Linked DNA regions of Homo sapiens: region 1 is linked to region 2. Evidence: read pairs that join two places in POLR2A ChIA-PET (ENCODE). Cell type or tissue: GM12878. All regions are shown on one strand. Links, peaks and the distances in the headings refer to the core of each region. The heading gives the core; the rest is flanking DNA. Region 1 overlaps LY75-CD302 (LY75-CD302 readthrough). Region 2 has its middle 24 kb from the start of TANC1.

The links. Peaks named below come from ENCODE experiments on the same cell type or tissue, not always from the same donor. Only the 100,000 strongest peaks of a DNase experiment are listed, where the experiment ranks them.
Region 1: POLR2A ChIA-PET joins it to region 2 with 5 read pairs; 2 of 35 experiments call an interaction of 5 or more read pairs at or near these places.

What each region holds. Positions count from the first base shown.
Region 1 is chr2:159,896,402-159,901,783 of GRCh38, reverse strand. It overlaps LY75-CD302 (LY75-CD302 readthrough), which reads left to right. Exons shown (of 38, transcript NM_001198760.1): 2 at 2,725-3,096. It overlaps LY75 (lymphocyte antigen 75), which reads left to right. Exons shown (of 35, transcript NM_002349.4): 2 at 2,725-3,096. Among named protein-coding and RNA genes, the nearest start is that of LY75, 5.7 kb to the left of the region's middle. RefSeq lists an enhancer at 4,986-5,225. In GM12878, for the core only: no CTCF peak of the experiment used is centred there; no DNase peak of the experiment used is centred there; H3K4me3 peaks cover 2,676 bases; H3K27ac peaks cover 5,000 bases.
Region 2 is chr2:158,942,365-158,947,746 of GRCh38, reverse strand. No RefSeq gene overlaps it. Among named protein-coding and RNA genes, the nearest start is that of TANC1, 24 kb to the left of the region's middle. In GM12878, for the core only: no CTCF peak of the experiment used is centred there; no DNase peak of the experiment used is centred there.

The DNA of each region.
Region 1 (5,382 bases), core at 261-5,260, 950 kb before region 2:
ATTGAAATTGCATACTTGGTTCAAACAAGGGATTAGTCTGAGAAAAACATCTATATTCAGAGATGTAGCAGTTTGTTAGGAAGTTTGGCAGCTCCACTTTAACATAGCTACTCCACACCTCTCCTGTAGTGTTTTAGTGTTTCAATCTCGGACTCCTAACTCCTGCTTTTTCCACTGTATAAAGAAATGTAGCTAATCCATTGGATTCTACAAAAATTTTGAAAAATCCAGAACTGCAAACTGCAAAGGAAGGCAAAGCTGCTGCTTCCCCAGTTCACCTGTTTGGGATCCAGCACACAAAGCAGAATGCCCGGGAAAGACAGCAGCAAGACTACAGGGCAGGAGAGGGGCTGTTTCCAACAAGGGTGATGGGCACGTCTCCTGCAGGAGCAGACTTCTTTTTTCTTCTGTAATTTTTGATACTTTGGAATGCAAGATTTATTTTGGAGAGGCAAGAGAGAATACTTTGGAAAAGATGTAGATCAGAGATCTGAGTAGCTATTGAATTGTGGGAGAAGGCCATGAGAGAAAGTGTGAGTAGTAATCTTATAGCACATTTTCCTTTTTTGTTGACTGTCTTCCCAGCCTGTGTCCATCAAGTAGAAAATGGCAGAGGAATGTCAAAGAAGAAAGTGTGAGGGATGTGGCTGGGCACGGTATCTCATGCCTATAATCCCAGCATTTTGGGAGGCCGAAGTGGGTGGATCACCTGAGGTCAGGAGTTCGAGACCAGCTTGGCCAACATGGTGAAACCCCATCTCTACTAAAAATACAAAAATTACCCGGGTGTGGTGGCAGGCACCTGTAATCTCAGCTACTTGGGAGGCTGGGGCATGAGAATCACTTGAACCTGGGAGGCGGAGGTTGCAGTTAGCTGAGATTGTGCCACTGCACTCCAGCCTGGGCAACAGAGCAAGACTCCATCTCAAAAAAAAAAGTGTGAAGGATGAAAGCTGCTATGGCAAACATCCTTAGCTGCAATCCTGTGGAATACTTTTAAAATTCAGATTTAAAATAACTTTAAGCTTTAAAGGATTGTTGTTGCTGTTGTTGTTTCTCTTGTCGTTGCTTCTGTTATTTAAAACAAAACAAAAAAATCCTTCCAAAGTTCAAGCTGCAGTGAGACTTAATTTTATAGTTATTATTTACATGGTAAAATTCCCCTCAAGTCACCAGTCCCTGGTATGGGAATTTTTAACTCTGAAAGCCTTTGAATTATTACTAGGAAAAGCATCTGGTGTTAGTGAAACCAGTGACTGTGAAGCTGGTATCAAAATGAAAGTGCCTTTTGGGAACCAAAATTTTACAGGTCTTTCTGCTGAACTCTGGTTCACTGACAGTGATTGCTTAAGCTTGTCTAAAATATTTCAGCTTTACTCTTATCAACATGATTTGTGCTGTAATTGTTTAAAATTTTCCTTTGTAAAATAACTAACCAAATTATCTGATTATAGTTTGTTGTAACAGATGTGAATCTTATTCCACAAACTCAGGTGTGCAAGAAACAATGCATTACTTTATTTTCAGAAATCCAAATTAAATTTGATGCTGAGCTCCCATTCCACCAGGTTGCCAGAACTTCAATAATTGTCCTTACTGGGGTCTTTGCCAGCTCATGCAAAGTGCCAGGGGAACATTCAGGGAGGATTCTTCTTTAGTCATTGGATCCCGCTGGTTACCTCTGGGTTTTCCATTGTCCAAACCCACAGGATCTTGTATCTGGTGGCTCAAGACTCATCAGCCATCACTTTGGTAGTTCCTGGAGTTTGGGGTTCAGCCTTCTTAGGTGATCCACACTGTCAATCCCCCCAGGCTTTCCCCAGGCCCTGTCGCCTTCCTGAGGGTGCCACAAGCCAGTGTATGGCTGGATAGTTGCAGACGACTGTGATGAAACTGAGGACAATGAAACTGCCACAGTGGAGCTGGCCACAGGTTCTACCCTCAGAACCCAGACCTCTGTTTCTTCTTGTTTCTGTACCCCACTGTTCTGCTGCTCCCTCAGAAATTTCCCCATTTCCTCTGAGATACCTCAATGAATTTAGGTCTCCAAAAAATATCTAGGGGGAAGTGGTCTTTAAGAAAATTGTCCTTAAGTTTTCCTTTTTAGTGGCCCCACTAACTTGCCCTAAGGCAGAGGAGCACAGAGGCCTCACTATGTACTTGGATCTGAAGAAAGGAACATATATATAGTGCACATGCTGTGTTAAGCATCGACTTTTCATGTAATAATTTACCCTGCCGTAGTAGCTAACATGTAAGCAAGGCAGAATTATGGTCCCAACTAGACTTTTCATTGAGATGAAAACTAAAGAGCTTCTTTTGTCTTATTAAATGAGAAGGGAAAAATCTTTCATGAAATAGCAACAACAAATATACATGCTACTCTACACGCTTTACATGGATTAGCTCCTTTCATGCTCACAACCATCATATGAAAACTGGAGCACAGAGGTTAAATGATTTGCCCTGATCCTATGGCTAACAAGTAGCAGGAGCAAAATATGGACCCAGGCGGACTGGCTCCAGAGCCCGTGTTCTGACCCTACACACTGCACTGCCTCTCTGCTCACCACTGTCCCACCTTTTGTAGTCCCCTGCAGCTTAAAAAGAGTGGGAACAGACTGAGGATGGGAACAGTCCAGTAGTGCTCAGACTCTCCTCAGCAGGCAGGGAGCAAGGCGCTTCAACCACATAATCTACAATCTGTCTGTCCATTTGACTCAGCTAATGACCCCTTCACCATCGTCCATGGAAATACGGGCAAGTGCATCAAGCCAGTGTATGGCTGGATAGTAGCAGACGACTGTGATGAAACTGAGGACAAGTTATGGAAGTGGGTGTCCCAGCATCGGCTCTTTCATTTGCACTCCCAAAAGTGCCTTGGCCTCGATATTACCAAATCGGTAAATGAGCTGAGAATGTTCAGCTGTGACTCCAGTGCCATGCTGTGGTGGAAATGTGAGCACCACTCTCTGTACGGAGCTGCCCGGTACCGGCTGGCTCTGAAGGATGGACATGGCACAGCAATCTCAAATGCATCTGATGTCTGGAAGAAAGGAGGCTCAGAGGAAAGCCTTTGTGACCAGCCTTATCATGGTGAGTATTAGAGAGGGACTTTGACCGATTTGCTGTTGTGCTTGTCACATGTGGCATTAAACATGCACAATTTAGTAAAAATAGAGTCGTACATTAGTAAGGGCAGTGAGTAAGCTCTTCACTTCCAGGCACTGTGCAGTTACTTTGAGCGACATTCTTACAAGTCCATGGTATTTGCCTCTACTTTGCAGGTAAGGCTAAGAGAGATAAAGTGCCTTGTCTGAGGTCACACAGCCATGTTGTGATAAACCTGGGATTTCATCAGATAGATATGTACTTCTTATGATGGTCTTCTAAACCCTAGAGGAAAGGAAACCCTAGAGGAAAGGAATCATTAGATTTGTACAGGCTAAAAGTCAAATGATCTAATAATGTTGATCTTATTCTAAGTTTTAAAAGAAGAAGAAAGGTCAGGCGTAGTGGTGCATGGTTGCGGTCCCAGCTTCTCGAGAGACTGAGGCAGCAGGATCACTTGAGCACACAGGAGTTCAAGGCTGTAGTGTGTAATGATCACGCCTGTGAATAGCCACTGCACTTCAGCCTGGGCAACATAGTGAGACACCCATCCTTAAAAAAGAAAAGAAGGAGAAGGAGGAAAAATATATTTTTTCTTGCCTACGGATTTTGAATAAAATGGGAAAATTTTGAGTGGATTTTCTTATTTATTTTCATTTTTGCATGGCAACCAAATTTTGATGTTTATATTTATGATTCAGCATTTTAAGAGTGGAGTTTTTCAGTTGCTTCCGAAAATAAGTATATTAATATTGCCTTGCGGGGAGCGGACCATGGACTTAGCCCTGAGTCTAGGGACTGGATTGCAACTAATTTCTAAGTTAAAGAATGAGTAGATTTATTTTTTTAACCATTAAATGTAATTAGCTATCTCCCAAGCAAATATTTTTCATTATGTTGCTCTAAATTACACCAAATGTCGATATGCATATAATTATGTCCTCTAAGTCCTATTATTTCCCCTTGCCTTTCTTTACAAATTTCCCTAGCTTTACAGTGGCTTTCTTCTTCTCTTAAAGATCATTTAAGCTAAATTTGGCCTCAAAGTCACTATAGCAGCTTGCTCCCATACTTTCCATTATCCATCTGCACAAGTTTTTCTTTCTAGCTTTCTATTTCCTAGTGAGGATGCAAGAATTATTCTGAGAATGTCAAGTTCTGTTGTGGAGAAATATTAGAGAATTAGAGATAGGGTTTCCTTTTCATCATTCCCTGGCCTTTGAATAGTTGACAGTCTGTTTCTGCGAGCCAGTTTCCTCCTAAAAGTAAAGCAGTTGCTTTTTGGATATGACTTAATGGCAAATTTAAATTCTGTGCCACAAAAGCCCTTCTCCAACTTGCCAACTAAGAGGAAACACAGAGCCAAACAAAATGCCTTTTAATTGGATTTAACTTGTTTCATTGTATTTGTCCAGGGATCAGAAAGGATAATTTTCTTGGCAGGGTTCTTTTAGTCTCCTGATCTAATTCTTTTGAGGGGCATAGTTGTAATCTTAAACTCCCTCAGTCCCCAGTGTCTTCATTTCAATATAACTGGTTTTCCTTTTTATCCTATGTATTTTATGTATGCATTTCTAATGTTCTTCTGAGACAGGGACTGTGGATTTCACCCAGCTGCCAAAGAGATCAGTAGCACAAAAAAGGTTAAGGATCTACCCAGGGGACCACCCAGAGAGAGCTAAGCAATGCCACCAGCATAACCCAAAGGCATGAAGTGTTTCTTGACCTTTTCAAATATAATATTTGAAACACTAAAGCTTTTTTTAAAGCATATATAGTTGTGACTAGTCAAGGCATACCTCAAGTTTTAATTTGCACAGAAACCAGGGCCAAACTTGCCACCTCTTCTCTGTTTCTGTCTGGGTGACTGGTACCATCTAAGTTCTACATGTCAGAAATCAGCAAGTCACCTGAGAGGTTTCAGGCTCGCCTCTTCCACCACTCCAATATAATCAAATATGAAGTCCTGGCAATTCTACCCTTTTCAATTTATGTATATCCCTTCTTGTTCTTAGGTTAGGGACTGCTGTCTTAAGTTAGGGACTTTCTCTAGGACTCCGCTCTCAGACTCTCGATACTGATTGTTGTCCCCACCTTCTTATCTAGCAGTATATAAACAAAACATACAAGATACCCAAGTCCCAACAAAGTGAAATCCAAGGTTACCTGGTTTGTTACAGCAAAGCTAGGGCTTAAAACCAGTATTCCATTCCCCAAACATAGCTTCTTTCTTTCCCCCTTGGCTTTAGCAGTATAAACCAAGTTTTCACT
Region 2 (5,382 bases), core at 91-5,090:
TTAATTAGAAACACTGATTGTAAAAATGTAAACAATGAATATGAATATAACAATCTAGGCTGGGTGCAGTGGCTCACGCCTGTAATCCCAGCACTTTGGGAGGCCAAGGCCGGTGGATCACGAGATCAGGAGTTTGAGACCTGCCTGGCCATCATAGCGCCTTTACGAAAAATACAAAAATTAGCCGGGCATGGTGGTGCGTGCCTATAGTCCCAACGACTCGGGGAGGCTGAGGCAGGAGAATCACTTGTACCTGGGAGATGGAGGTTACAGTGAGCCAAGATCGTGCCACTGCACTCCAGCCTGGGCAACAGAGCAAGACTCCGTCTCAAAAAAAAAAAAAATCTAAAAAGTAAAATGTTCTCCCTTACCTTTCTCATGTTTATACTTATTTTGGTTATCTATTGCCATGTAAGAAATTATCCCTGAAACTTAATGGCTCACATAGTTTCTGTGGATCAGGAATCCGGGGTAGCTTAGCTGAGTGGCTCTTGGTCCAGCATCTCTCACAGGTTGTAGCCATGATGCTTGCAAGGGCTGTAGTCATCTGAAGGCTTGGCTGTGGCTGCAAGACCCACTGCCAAAGTAAGCCTGCTGAGTGATGCTGGTTGTGGGCAGGAGGCCTCACTTCTTCACCACATGGGCCATGACATAGCACTGTGTGGATGTGTGGATGTCTTCATAACATGGAAGCTAGCTTTCCCCAGGGTGAGCAATCCAAAAGATAGAGCAAGAAAGAGGCCAAATGACTTTTATGGTTGAATCTAATAAATCACACACACACACACACACACACACACACACACACACCACTCAGTCCAGTTCATATTTAGGGAAGTGAAATCAAGCCCCACCTTTTGGAGAGAGAAGTAGGAACATATTTGTGGACGTATTTTAAAATCACCATAATGGGGCTGGGCACGGTGGCTCACACCTGTAATCCCAGCACTTTGGGAGGCTGAGGTGAGCGGACCACTTGAGGCCAGGAGTTTGAGACCAGCCTGGGCAACATAGTGAGACCCCTATCTCTAAAAAAAAAAAACAAAAAACCTGCCATAGTGCTGCTATTTCTTAAAGGTAACCACTATTAATATTTTGATATGTAACTTTCTAGACCTTTTCCTATGTACATACAAATAAATATATATGATATGTTTTATAAATATTTATAATTATTTTACAAAACTCTTAGAAAATGAATGAGAAAGTGCAGTACCATTCTGCTACCTACTCCTTTGTGTGTCACCTGTTTTTACTTTATTGAAGCTTTTCGGATTTGTTCTTTTTTCCTGATGTTCTGGGATTATATGAAGGTATGTCATGGCTTTATTGTTGTTGTTGATTTGTTTGATTTGTTACACTGAGCACTCAGTGGGACTTATCTTCTGAAGATTTACATCAATTGGTGGTAGAAATTTTTCTTCTATTATTTCTTTGATAATTTCCTCCACTCCATTTTTTCCTATTCCTTCTTTTTTAAAAAAAATCTCTCTATCCTGTTGATCAGATGATAGTCTTCTGGATTGATTCTCTAACTTTCTTATTTTCCGTCTGCTACTTTTCTTTTCTTTCTTTCTTTTTTTTTTTTTTGAGATGGAGTTTTGCTCTTCTTGCCCAGGCTGGAGTGCAGTGCACAGTCTCGGCTCTATGCAACTTCTGCCTCCCAGGTTCAAGCGATTCTCCTGCCTTAGCCTCCTGAGTAGCTGGGATTATAGGTGTCCACCATCACACCTGGTTAACTTTTCTGTATTTTTAGTAGAGACGGGGTTTCACCATGTGGCCAGGCTGGTCTCGAACTCCTAACCTCAGGTGATCTGCCTGCCTTGGCCTCCCAAAGTGCTGGGATTATGAGCATAAGCCACCACGCCCAGCCTTCTCTCTGTTACTTTTCATCAGTACTTTGGGAAAAAAGGCTTTACTCTTATAATCAGATGAGATATGATAGTCATCGCATTGCCTCTAGGTTCAGTCTTGCTTTTTTTTTTTTTTTTTTTTGGAGGCAGGGTCTTTCTCTGTCACCCAGGTGAGAATGCAGTGTGCACTCACACGATCACAGCTCACTGCAGCCTCGACCTCCTGGGCGCAAGCGATCCTCCCACCTCATTTTTTTATTTTTATTTTTTTGTAGAGATAAGGTTTCACTATGTTGCCCAGGGTGGTCTTGAACTCCTGGGCTCAGGTGATCCTCCCACCTTGGCCTCTCAAAGTGCTGAGATTATAGGCATGAGCCACTGTACCTGATGGCTCAGTCTTTCTTGATCACTGTCCTTATAGTCTGGCCATGGGATGAAACTTTTTTTAAAAAGTCAGAGGAGGCTGGTCTAAGCCCACTCAGCAGCAGGAATGCTGTTCCCCCACCATTATGATAACTTGTCCCCTGAAATCTCTGCTTCAGTGCTCCTGCCAATGCCATTTTAAAAGCTTACCTTCTATTTGTACACAGTACATATGTTTTCTATTTATAGTTACCTTACTCTTACTCATACCCCCTGTTTATGGATGATTCCTGTTGCCTTATAGTATATGTGCACAACTGCTATGGCTTGAATGTGAGAGACACATTCAAGCCATAGCAGTACATTCTATCTCAAGAAACCACTTTAAGAATCTTAAAGTGTTCATGCGTTGAAAACTTAAATCCCAATGCAATGGTGTTGAGAGGTGGAACCTTTAAGAGGTAATTAGGTCACGAGGGCTCTGCTCTCATGAATGGATTAATGTTGTTATTGCAGGAGTGGGTTAGTTATCTTGGGAGTTGGTTACTGATAAAAGATAAATTTGGCTTCCTTCCTTTCTGGCTTTCTCATGCTCTCTGGATGACACAGCAAGAAGGACCTCACCAGATGCAGAGTCCTCAACCTTGAACTTCCCAGCCTCCAGAATTGTAAGAAACAAATTTCTATTCTTTTTTTTTTTTTTTTTTTTTTTTTTTGAGACAGGAGTTGTCACTCTGTCTTCCAGGCTGGAGTGCAGTGGCGCAATCTCAGCTCACTGCAACCTCTGTCCCCTGGGTTCAAACAGTCCTCATGCCTCAGCCCAGCTGGAATTACAGATGTGTGCCATCACGCCCAGCTAATTTTTGTGTTTTTTGTAGAGATAGGGTTTTGCCATGTTGGCTGGGCTGGTCTCAAACTCCTGGCCTCAAATGATCCACCTGCCTCGGCCTCCCAAAGTGCTGGGATTAGAGGCATGAGGCACTGTGCCAGGCCTAAATTTCTATTCTTTGTTAATGACACAGTCTGTGGTATTCTGTTATAGCAAGACAAGACAGACAAAGACAATGATTTTCTCATCTTTGGTAGCTTTCAGTTTTTGCGACTAATGACAACATCCTCCCTGTATTTCTCACAAAATGTTTTCTAGATAATCTAATTACGTACCTAATCACCATCATTCCTGTTTGGGCAGAGCTTTTGCTCTAGGTAACCTCTTATACCTCAGCCTTGTAGCTTGGCTGCCCTTGAGTCAGTTACCACCTCTGGCAAAATCAGCTGTGGAATAGGGAAGGGACCAGGAGATACCATCAAAGCAAATCCTGTCCGAGGACCATTCAGGGCTACCTACCTAGCTGCCAAGTGGCTGTGGGCGTGGCAAGGTGTGACCAGCTCTTAATGATCACTTTAGGCAGGACACTTAACATTAGGAACCTCAATGGCCTCTTGGAAAAGCGGAAATAACTAAAGGTCTCTCATCTATTTCATTGGATTGTTATGAACATGACTCTATTTTTTGTCTTTATTATTTTATTTATGTATTTATGTATTTTTTTTTTATTTTTTTAAGAGATAGGGTCTCATTCTGTTGCCCAGGCTGGAATGCAGTAGTATGATTGTAGCTAGCTGCATCCTTAAACTCCTGGGCTCAAGCAATGCTCCCACCTTAGCCTCCCGAGTAGTTGGGACTACAGGTGTGTGCCACCATGGCTGGCTAATTTTTTTTTTTTGTAGTGATGAGGTCTTGCTATGGTACCCAGCCTAGTGTTGAACTTCTGGGATCAAGTGATCCTCTCACCTTGGCCTCCCAAAATGTTGGGATTACGGGCATGAGCCACCATGCTCAGCCTGTTGTGAGAATGAAATAAAATATTATAAACTATAAAACATGGTCCAGGCGTGGTGGCTGAAGCCTGTAATCCCAGCACTTTTGGAGGCCGAGGTGGGCAGATCACCTGAGGTCAGGAGTTCGAGACCAGCCTGGCCAATATAATGAAACCCCATCTCTACGAAAAATACAAAAATTAACCGGGCATGGTGGTGTGCACCTGTAATCCCAGCTACTCAGGAGGTAACCAAATCTGTAATATCTCCAAAGGATTGTAATATCCTTTCAATGACTGCACTAAAGTCTACTGTTTTGAGATGCTTTTTTTTTCCAGAGATAGGATCTTGCTATGTTACCCAGGCTGGACTTAAATTCCTGGGACCAAGCAACCCTTCCACCTCTGACGCCCAGTAGGAGGGACTACAGGTATACACCACTGCACCTGGCTAATAGCTCATTTTAGTACTGGACACCTAGCAGCATTTTGTTACACTACTGTTGATGGAGCACCTCACAGTAAAGCAAGTCACACAGATTTTTTGGTTTTCCAATGCACATAAAAGTTATGTTTACACTATACTGTAGTTTAAGTGTGCAATAGCATTATGTCTAAAAGAATCAATACCAGCCGGGCATGGTGGCTCACGCCTGTAATCCCTGCACTTTGGGAGGCCAAGGTGGGTGGATCACGAGGTCAGGAGATTGAGACCATCCTGGCTAACACGGTGAAACCCCGTCTCTACTAAAAATACAAAAAAATTAGCCGGCAGCACAATGGTGGGAGCCTGTAGTCCCAGCTACTCGGGAGGCTGAGGCAGCAGAATGGTGTGAACCTGGGAGTCGGAGTTTGCAGTGAGCCGAGATCACGCCACTGCACTCCAGCCTGGGTGATAGAGTGAGACTCCATCTCAAAAAAAAAAAAAAAAAAGGAATCAATACCATACCATTATTTAAAAATACTGTAATTTAAAAATACTTTATTGCTAAAAACCATAAACCATCATGAGACTTTAGTGACTTGTAATCTTTTTGCTGGTGGAGGGTTTTGCCACAATAGTGATGCCTGCTGACCGATTAAAATGGTGGTTGCTGAAGGCTGAAGTGACTGTGAAAAAAAAAATTTTTTTTTTTGAGACAGGGTCTTACTGCACACCACTGGAGTGCAGTGGTGTGATCTCAGCTCACCGCAGCCTTGACCTACTGGGCTCAAGTGATTCTCCCACCTCAGCCTCCCAGGTAGCTGGAACTACAGGCACATGGCACCATGCCTGGCTAATTTCTTGCAGTTTTTGTAGAGAGGGGGTTTCACTATGTTGCCCAGGCTGGGCTGTGGAAATTTTA